2 separate regions of the Mus musculus genome follow, and region 1 is linked to region 2. The links are chromatin loops, found by intact Hi-C in ENCODE. Cell type or tissue: left cerebral cortex. All regions are shown on one strand.

Region 1 (5,000 bases), 260 kb after region 2:
TAGTGCTGTCTGGAAGCTCAGGCTGCCAGGGAGGAAGTCCCAGTCTGAAGGGTGCACCTGTTCTAAGACTCCGGATCCTGGCATGTTTAGGTTAGGCATCTGGGTTGTGGGGTTCCCCTCCACCCCGACACAGCCCGTGCTGGGGCCTCACCCGTAGGGCCCTCATTTTGCGTCCTCAGCAGCTCCGAGTCACCTCCCCTCTTCGCCCAAGGACGTGCAGCACTTTACCCTAAGGGAATCCCAAGCCACGCCCACTGACTCCCAGACTGGTGGGGCGTGACCAAATTAGATTTGTCCAATAGGGTCAGAGAGAAAGTGTTCCAACTTGTCAGTCATCGTTTCCGCATTTGGGTTGACCCCAATGACAGTGGCTCAGGGACTTGCCACTCCCTGGCTGTTATCTAGGGTTACCCTGCTGATAATCTGGGAGCCAGTGAGGGCAGAGATAAATGTCTGTCTTCTGAATGAGTGATCACTGCACCTTGGAGCCTTAGTTTCCATATTTGTTTCCTCAGGGCCAAGTCAGGATCTTCCCCAGTGTTCTTGAGGAAACAAGGAGTCACCCCGATACAGATAAAGATATTTACCAGGCCAGAACTGATTTAAGAAATTAAAGAGATAGAGAGAGAGAGAGGGAGGGGGGGAGGGAGGGAGAGAGAGAGAGAGACAGAGAGAGAGACAGAGAGAGAGAGAGAGAGAGAGAGAAAAAGAGAGAGAGAAGGAGGGGGGAGGGGCGGGGGGGGGCTGTGCGGGCGTGATGGCACACGCCTTTAATCCCAGCACTCGGGAGGCAGAGGCAGAGACAGGTGGATTTCTGAGTTCGAGGCCAGCCTGGTCTACAGAGTGAGTTCCAGGACAGCCAGAGCTACACAGAGAAAGAAACCCTGTCTCGAAAAACTAAAAAAAAAAAAAAAAAAAAAAAGAAAAGAAAAAAGAAAAAGAAAAAAGAAAAGCGGGCCGTGGTGACCCAGACCTTTAATTCCTGCACTTCTGAGGCTCACTGTTCTACAATGGTCTACACGGTGAGTTCCAGCCTTGCTACAGGCACTACGTAAAGAGACCCTGTCTCAAAAAAAAAAAAAAAAAAAAAAAAAAAAACAGTTTAAGGACTGACAATGGAGGGCAGGAGAGGTGGCTTGCCGATTAAGAGCACTGACTGCTAGTCCAGAGTACCCTGGTTCAGTTCCTAGCACCTACATGGCTGTTTACCTATGTCTGTAACTGCAGGTCCAGGGGATCCAACATCCTCACAGACACATACATTCGGGCAAAACACCAATGCACATAACAAAATAAAAAAGAATAGACAGTGAACAGATGGAGGAGAGGAGGGTAGGGAGGTAGGGGTCGTGAAGGGGATGGGAGAGATGGAAAGAGCAGAGGGAGAAAGAGTTGTTCCCTTAGAGAAAAATATGGGGCATTTGTATTGTTTTTTTAGCTGAAATTAAGCTTCCTAGATCTTTTCTTTTTTTTTTTTTTTTTTTGGTTTGGTTTAGGTTTTGAGACAGGGTTTCTCTGTATAGCCCTGGCTGTCCTGGAACTCACTCCGTAGACCAAGATGGCCTTGAACTCAGAAATCTGCCTGCCTGTCTCTGCCTCCCAAGTGCTGGGATTAAAGGCGTGCACTGCCACTGCCCAGCCCTAGATCTTTTCTTTGGGATCCAACCTAAACAGAGGTGACATGGCAGCCCATTCTCTCTCTCTCTCTCTCTCTCTCTCTCTCTCTGAGACTGGCCATCTGGGTGGGACTTAGGAGTTAGGCTTAATTGTAGATGGACCCTGATAAATCACCAGGTCTGACTGCTAGTGAGTGGGTCATTTTGCTTTTAATTTCTAGCCTTTATGTCTGTATAATTAGAGGTTTACTGAGGCAATAAAGTGAGCTTACTGCAGAATTCAGTTAGCATAGTTAAGAAAAAGACAGGCTAGAGTTCAAGGCCAGCCTGGTCTTCAGAGTGAGTTCCAGGACAGCCAGGGCTACACAGAGAAACCCTGTCTTGAAAACACCAAAGAAAGAAAGTCTCACACGCGCTATTGTCTCACCAGCAAGAACACACGCGTGAGAAACCGGATCCTTCTGCAGCAACTTTATTACACCAGTTTCAACATGAAGAGGAAGACCCCAAGCACCAAAAAGGCGCTGCTTATATACACCTTAGTGTGGCGTGTCCACACCTGATTGGCTGCTCTCCCAGAGCCTCATCATCATGCCCCGGGATGGGCCAAGACTTGGCACGAAAACATTCTCGCACATGCGCACATTGCTTGTTTACCAATTAAGCCACACAGGCACAGCGAAACCGCTTCCCACAAGAAAGAAAAAAACAAAAAAGGCTAGCAAATCAGCTCTATGGTTCAGCATGCTTGCTGTTTGATCCTATAAGGTTGTCCTGGGTCTAGAGACCCTCACTCAATAAATAGGAACCAAGAAAGACCCTGTCGTCAGCTTTTGGCCTACAGTACATGGAGCCCTGTGCATGTTTACATGTAAGCCCCCGCCCCAAGCCAGGCATAGCAGCCCATACCCCAGGGTTTAGGAGGTAGAGACAAGAAGAATTAGGAGGACAAGGCTAACCTTGGTTACCTGTGGAGTTCAAGGCCATTATGTGAATCCCTTCATTTAAAAACAAGCAAGCCTCTGGCATGGTGGTGTGTGTCCCTGATCCCAGGACTCAGGAGGCAGACAGATCTCTGTGAGTCTAAGAAGTCTACCTAGTCTATAGAGTAAGATCCAGGACAGCCAGGGCTACATATTGATGCCCTGTCTCAAGCAAAACAAAACAGCAAGCAAGCAAAGGAACAGAAAATTGCTTGTGGTGGAAGGCAGGTATCAGAACTGGCTGCATGCAGTGGCCTAGATTGCAAAACCTGTTTGGTAGCATTGTGCTGCCATCTTGTGGCAAAAACACTCAACTGCTCCTCCAACCTGACTCCTTCCACGAATCTGATAATTCTGGATTTACATTTTCAACCCTACTCTGCGATGCCCCCTCCCACTTTGTCCCCCAGACAGGGTCTTGCCACATAATTCAGGCCTGCCTGGAACTCGGGATTCTCACGTCTCACCCTGCTGACTATTGTAGTCTCAACCAAGTATCACAAACCAGGCTTACAATTGTCATTTTAAAATGTTTCCAATGTAGGAAAGCAGATGCCCCCAAAGTGCTTTAAGGTATGCCATAAGTTCACACCTATAAACCTTGTGGGAGGCTTAGGCAGGGTGGTTTTGAGTTCCAGGATAGCCAAGGCTGTATAGAGGGACTCTGCCACAAAACGAAACCCACTAGTACTTCTGTTTGAATGAAGGTAGCCGCTGTGTAACAGAAAATACATCTTTGTCTTTGCCTCCAGCTCCTAGTACCCAGCTCCTGAGATTCTTTGAACCATTAGAAGGATTGACGATGTTACTTATGCATTGATATCTGGTGGCCCGCAAATAGGTTGAGTATGAGCCTGGGCACCAGAAAGACCAAGGCACAGAGAAAGGGCATCCAGCTCTCAGTATCCTGGGCTTCTAGGGAGGGGGTGTTTGGGAGATGTTGGAATCACTTATTGTCCATAATTAAATACCTTAATATGTAATTAAATAGCCCTTTGGCAGGCTCCAGGACTGTGACTGTATTAAAGGATTAGGTAGATGGCTAGTGCCTGGGCATTGGTGGTACACTTCAATCCCAGCACTCAGGAGGCAGAGGCAGGCAGATCTCTGAGTTGAAGGCTAGCCCAGTCTACAGAACAAGTGGTAGACAGCCAGGGGTACACAGAAAGACCCTGTCTTGAAAAAACAAAAAGGAAACTGGCTGGCGCTGAGAGGAAAGCGGTTCCAGTCTGTGTACCCCGCCCCTCCTATGCATCTCCTCTCTCTGAGTCCCTGAGTTTTAGGTTTTATAAATAAATATTTAAAACTGTGGCAAATATCTGTGATCTCAACACTTGGGAGGTAGAGTCAGGAGGACTAGTTCTACTTTATCCTTAGCTGTAGAGGAACTCTGAGGCTAGCCTGGGCTACATGAGAACCTGACTTGTTCCATTTCCCAACTCCCAAAGTAAGCAGAAAGTACTGTCCATGTTCATTTTGGAGTTCAAGGTTTTTTTTTTTTTTGGTTTTTGTTTTTGTTTGTTTTAAAGCTGTATATAATTTATGTGCACCAGGTACATGCTGGTGACTGGAGAGGCCAGAAGTGGATCCTGGATCCCCTGAAACTGGAGTTATGAGTTATGGGTGGTCGTGAACCACAATGCTGGGAACCAAACTCCGGTCTTCTGCAGAAGCAACAAGGGCTCTTAATGGCTGGCCATCCCTCCAATGCCCCTCCCTTTTTGAGGCAGGGTCTCACTCTGCAGCCTTGGCTTGTCTGGATCACTTGCTTCTGCCTCCAGAGTGCTAGGCCCAGAGGACATGAGCCACCACATCCAACTAAGTCTCTCAATCTTAATTACGGATTGCAGGGAATGCCACGGTGGCAGATGCACGGCAAAGTACACCATGGAGGTCTTCTACATGTTAGGACAGTCTCTTCTAAAAACCAAACCAAGCCAAACCAAACCAAACCAAACCAAACCAAACCAAACCAAACCAAACCAAACCAAGCCAAGCCAAACCAAACCAAACCAAACCAAAATAAAAACAACTCCTTCCCTCAAACTAAACGAAACAAAATGCAAAACCTAAGACATTATTAGCTGGGCATGGTCATGCAAGCCTATAATTTGGGAGGCGTAGGCAGGAGGATCAGGAGTTCAAAGACATCCTCAGCCACATAATAATTTTGAGACCAGCTGAGGTTCTATGAGATTCTCCCTTAAAAAACAAATAAATACCAAGAGAAAAAAGAAGTAAGGGTCAAAGAAGGACAAAATTGCACAGTAACTTCAATGACATCAGTAACCAGTGGGGGTGAGAACAAATTCAGGTCTAAGCCACGCCCGCCCAAAGGCACAGTCATTACTCGCAACACACCAAACAAATAATCTTTTTAAATAAATCTTAAAAAGGGAGG
Region 2 (5,000 bases):
ACATGGGCCCATAATCCCAGTTATTGGAAAGGCTGAGGTAGAAGGATCACAAATTAAAGGCCCTCGTAAGCTACAGAATGAGTTCAAGACCAGTTTAGGAAATGTAAGGAGACCTGGTCTCAAAATAAAAAGTAAAAAGAGGGCTGGACATGTAGGAGTTTGGTGGTAGAGCATGGCTTTGGCATGTACAAGGCTCTGGGTTCAATCCCCAGTACTGCTGCCAAATGAGAGATGCAGAGGGTGGGGGTCAGCCAGTAGGTTGATCCCCCCCCCACCTCCTCCCACACACATTGTGTCCTACAGATGTACCCCGAGCTGCACATAGCACGCGTGGAGCAGGCTGCACAGGCCATCCCGATGGAGCGCTGGTGTGGGGGTACCCGGAGTGGCAGATGCGCCCACCCCCACCATGAGGTTGTGCCCTTCCATTGCCTGCGTGAGTCACCCGCTGGGGGGTGGGGTGGGAACTGAGGTGAAGTGGGAGTCTACCAGAGATGACTTTGGTCTACATTTGAAGTCTGGGTGATGGGCTGAGAAAGCTATGAATGCCTGGCCTCTGAGGTGGGCAGGCCTGGGTGATGATTCTGGTGATGATTCTGGTGTCTCCCATTCCCCAGCTGGCGAATTCGTGAGTGAAGCCCTGCTAGTGCCCGAAGGCTGTCGGTTCTTGCACCAGGAGCGTATGGACCAGTGTGAGAGTTCAACCAGGAGGCATCAGGAGGCTCAGGAGGTCAGGGCCTTGTCCTGCCTGTTTCCTAACCCTAGGACCTGGGAATCTAGGCCCTTCCTTCCAGAACCCAAGCGTTCAAACTGGGATGTAGGCAATCCATTCCTCAGCCACTCCTAGAGCCCAGCTTCCAGGCTTTTCTGCCCACACTCTCCAACCAGGTCCTCCTGGCCTCCTCTTCCTGCAGGCCTGCAGCTCTCAGGGCCTCATCCTGCATGGCTCTGGCATGCTTTTGCCCTGTGGCTCTGATCGGTTCCGAGGTGTGGAGTATGTATGCTGTCCACCTCCTGCAACTCCCAACCCATCTGGGATGGCAGCTGGGTGAGTGACAGAGACTCTTTCTGTACCCACCCCCCTTACCCCCAAGGCTCTAGAGGCCGGGCATGGAAGCCTGGGAGCCTCTCTGGAGATCTTACTGGCTGAGTCTTCTGCTCCTTCAGTGACCCCTCTACCCGGTCCTGGCCCCTGGGGGGCAGAGCAGAGGGAGGTGAGGATGAAGAGGAGGTGGAATCTTTCCCTCAGCCAGTAGACGATTACTTCGTAGAGCCCCCTCAGGCTGAAGAAGAAGAGGAAGAGGAGGAAGAAAGGGCCCCACCTCCCAGCTCCCACACCCCTGTCATGGTTAGCAGAGGTGAGGCAGCCTCCTCTGCCCCCTCCCTCTTCAGCATTTGTGGTTTGGGTATTTGGGGGGGTATTGGGGTGCCTTTAGGAGTGACCTAGTGGGAAGGGGCACAGCTGGGGGGAATGGAAGAGATAGCTGTGGCTTTGGATATGGTAGATTAGTCTGTGAAGAATGGAGGGGGAGATGCCTCAAAAAGGGATGCCCGGAAGAGGGGTCATTTGACAGACGTTGCTTTGAAGATGACATGATGGATTCCATAGCTTTGCAAACACTGGTTAGGCCTGGGACCATGATGCCAGGCAACAACCGCGGCTAAACTGGATGCATGCTGGTATCTAGTGCATCCTGGGCAATGCACTTCTCAGGGAGGGAAAGTGACCTGCCTGCCTGACCCCTTGTCTTGCAGTCACTCCCACCCCAAGGCCTACTGATGGTGTGGATGTTTACTTTGGCATGCCTGGGGAAATCGGCGAGCATGAGGGTTTCCTGAGGGCCAAGATGGACCTGGAGGAGCGTAGGATGCGCCAGATTAATGAGGTGATGAGACCAGGAAACCAGCATTCCCGCAGGATTCCATAAACACAGGGAAATTCTTTATTGACGCTCCCTCTAAGGATAACCAAGCATCCTTCGACCTGAGCCCACACTCAGGCAATGGATTACTGATCTGCCTTGCAGACCACTGAAATGCCACCGGATTCCATAGGCACTCTGGTCTATGGCACAATCCACTTTAAATTCCATTGGAGCTGGTTGGGTGTAATATCAGATGCCTTAATCTGGATGCTTGAGAGGCTAAGGCAAGAGGATTGGAAGGCTAAGGCCAGCCTCAAATATATAATGACTTTGAGACCAGCCTGGCTACATGAGAACCTGTCTCTAAAGAAATAAAACAATAAATAAACCCTCTGGTTATTCCCTCTTGGGAACCCGAAGTTCAGCGGTATTAGGTCATCTTCGACCTCTTAGACCTTGGAGATGAGTAGGGGGACTCCCTGTATGGAGCAAGATAGATCATGGGATCCTGAAGTGTCCCCATCCACCCCTAGGTGATGCGTGAATGGGCCATGGCTGACAGCCAATCTAAGAACCTGCCAAAGGCGGACAGGCAGGCCCTGAATGAGGTAGGACTCCTTCCTCCTCCCTCCTCCCTCCTCCCTCCTCCCTCCTCCCTGACTCTCCCTCATGCCCCGCCCACTACTGGGGGCCACTCCGTCCATTTCGGTTCCTTTCAACTCACCTGTTCCCTCCCAGTCCCACCCTTACATTTGGCACTGCCTCTACTCAGAATGGAGCCCAGGGCTTGGTGCATGCTGCTGAGCCAGCACTGCCCCCTGGAGGCTGGCTTTGGAATCCTCTCTCAAACAGGGAGTCATGGCCAGTCCTTTCTCTGAAGTTTTTCCATCAAAGCTAGCCCCACTCCCACCCCCGCTGTAGTTGGTTCTGTCCTTCTGGTCCCTCTCTAACAAACCCAGCTTCCTAACTCTTGGCCCCACTTACCTGTGGTTGGTTGCCTTTTTGAGACCCTACCTATGTAGAATCCTCTTGATCAGCCTCCAGTCCTGAGTCTCACTCCATTACCGTTGTGGAGGCTCAGCCTGTCTTTTGGGTTGGAGCAGCCCAAGCCTGCCTTCTCTTTAACTGACCATTTCTGCTTTTAGATTGCTCCCACCTAAGTAGAGCCTACACCCTCAGGCTAGGGCCCCGCCCCCAACTCTACCTGACCCTGCAGCCCATCCCTTCCATTGAGCCTCCCATCCCAGATTGCCGCTGTCCGGAGGAAGACCCACTGAAGCCCACCCTCTTTGTTCTAGATTCACATCTATTCAGGTTTTCACCCACCTGCTCTCTTTCCTACTTCTGCACCTCTCCCTAGCACTTCCAGTCCATTCTGCAGACCCTGGAAGAACAAGTGTCTGGTGAACGGCAACGCCTGGTGGAGACCCACGCCACCAGAGTCATCGCTCTGATCAACGACCAGCGCCGAGCAGCCCTGGAAGGTTTCCTGGCAGCCTTACAGGGCGATCCGCCTCAGGTATGGGAAGGTAGGGGTGGGGCAAACACCAGTTGAGAAGGATGAGGATCAGCCTGGGACAGCCTTGGTCCCTTCCACAGGCTGAGCGAGTTCTGATGGCCCTGAGGCGCTACCTGCGCGCCGAGCAGAAAGAGCAGAGGCACACTCTGAGGCACTACCAGCACGTGGCCGCAGTGGATCCTGAGAAGGCCCAGCAGATGCGCTTTCAGGTACCACATGCTTCCGGTCCCCGGATGCTAACCCAGCCTCCTCTCTTCCGCCCACCCGCTCCCCCTCTAAGAAATGTTCCGTGTATGAGTGTTTTGCTTGTGTATCTGTTTACCACATGCATGCCTGGTCTGTGAAGAGGCCAGAAGAGGGTGTTGAGTCTCCTAGAAGTGGAGTCACAGACTTGTAAGCCATGTGGATGCTGGGAACTAAACCTGGGTCCTCTGGAAGAGCAGCAAGTGCTCTTAATGGCTAAGCCATCTCTCCAGGCCCCAGGTTCTTTTCTTGACCCTCATTTTCAGTTTAGAACCCTTCACTATGCCTGGAACATCCCCTTTGTGTCCCTAAACCCTTTCCAGTCCCTCCATTCTTATCCCTCAAATCCCAACTTCTTTTTTTAAGATTTATTTATTTATTTACTGTATATGAGTACACTGTCACTCTCTTCAGACACACCAGAAAAGGGCATCAGATCCCATTACAGATGGTTGTGAGCCACCATGTGGGGTTATTGGGAATAGAACTCAGCACTTCTGGGAGAGCAGTCAGTGTTCTTAACTGCTGAGCCATCTCTCCAACCCCAAATCCCAGCTTCTTGATGCTGGAAAACTGCCCCTAAAGCATGCACAAGCACCCACACACGCGCACTCACACGTGCGCGTGAGCACACACCTATCATACTGTTCTTTTGACTCCCTTCTTGCCCTCAGGATTCCCACTTCCTGTCCCTTGGAATCCTATTTCCTGTCTCTTGGATTCCTGTTTCCTAGCCCTTGGATTTTACGTCCTTTCCCCAGAAACCTTTCCCTTGCTCCTGGAGTTTGTCCCTCAGCATTCCTCCCTAGCCCTGTTTTCCCTAGAACCTCTGCTGCATGCACTAAGATTCCATCTACTTCTGGTTTCTTGGACATTCTCATTTGTTCCTCAGATGCTCTCCTCTGTGCTCCTGAATAGCAAGCCTTGCCCAGGAATCAGACTCCTTTGTGAATCCTCTGGACCGAGTCCTGCCTCCCCCACAGCCCCACATGTGTTCCTCCAGCCCTGCTTTCTCCCTCTGACCCATGAGTTTACTTTCTCCATTGGTACCATCTCTCTCTCTCTCTCTCTCTCTCTCTCTCTCTCTCTCTCTCCCTCTCTCCTTTGTTTTTGCTTTTGGAGAGAGGGTCTCACTACTCACTATATAGTAATCCTGTTTGCCCCTGGAGCTTGCTATGTAGACCAGACTGTCCTTGAACTTACAGAGATCTACCTCTGCTTCCCAAACACTGCTATTAAAGGCACGCACCATCACACCCAGCTCTCTCTCTCTCTCTCTCTCTCTCTCTTTCCATATATATATATATATATATATATATATATATATATATATATTCTTTTTTCCTTTTTCTTTGTATCCTACCATCATCTTG

Evidence for each region. Peaks named below come from ENCODE experiments on the same cell type or tissue, not always from the same donor. Only the 100,000 strongest peaks of a DNase experiment are listed, where the experiment ranks them.
Region 1: it touches region 2 in a loop (2.3-fold over the local background); 1 of 42 quality-filtered maps calls a loop at or near these places.

The regions. Positions count from the first base shown.
Region 1 is chr7:30,179,397-30,184,396 of GRCm38, reverse strand. It overlaps Cox7a1 (cytochrome c oxidase subunit 7A1), which reads right to left and starts at 226. Exons shown (of 4, transcript NM_009944.3): 1 at 152-226. The coding sequence starts at 166. Gm5113 (predicted gene 5113) reads right to left here. Exons shown (of 3, transcript NR_157376.1): 3 at 2,073-5,000. In left cerebral cortex, a CTCF peak has its summit at 2,902 (motif pointing left); DNase peaks (open chromatin) are centred at 269 and 2,891; H3K4me3 peaks cover 496 bases; H3K27ac peaks cover 501 bases.
Region 2 is chr7:30,438,528-30,443,527 of GRCm38, reverse strand. It overlaps Aplp1 (amyloid beta (A4) precursor-like protein 1), which reads left to right. Exons shown (of 17, transcript NM_007467.3): 3 at 304-436; 4 at 618-730; 5 at 915-1,048; 6 at 1,168-1,358; 7 at 1,756-1,886; 8 at 2,399-2,473; 9 at 3,226-3,384; 10 at 3,465-3,593. Among named protein-coding and RNA genes, the nearest start is that of Aplp1, 4.6 kb to the left of the region's middle. In left cerebral cortex, CTCF peaks have their summits at 2,690 (motif pointing left) and 4,108; DNase peaks (open chromatin) are centred at 511 and 2,688.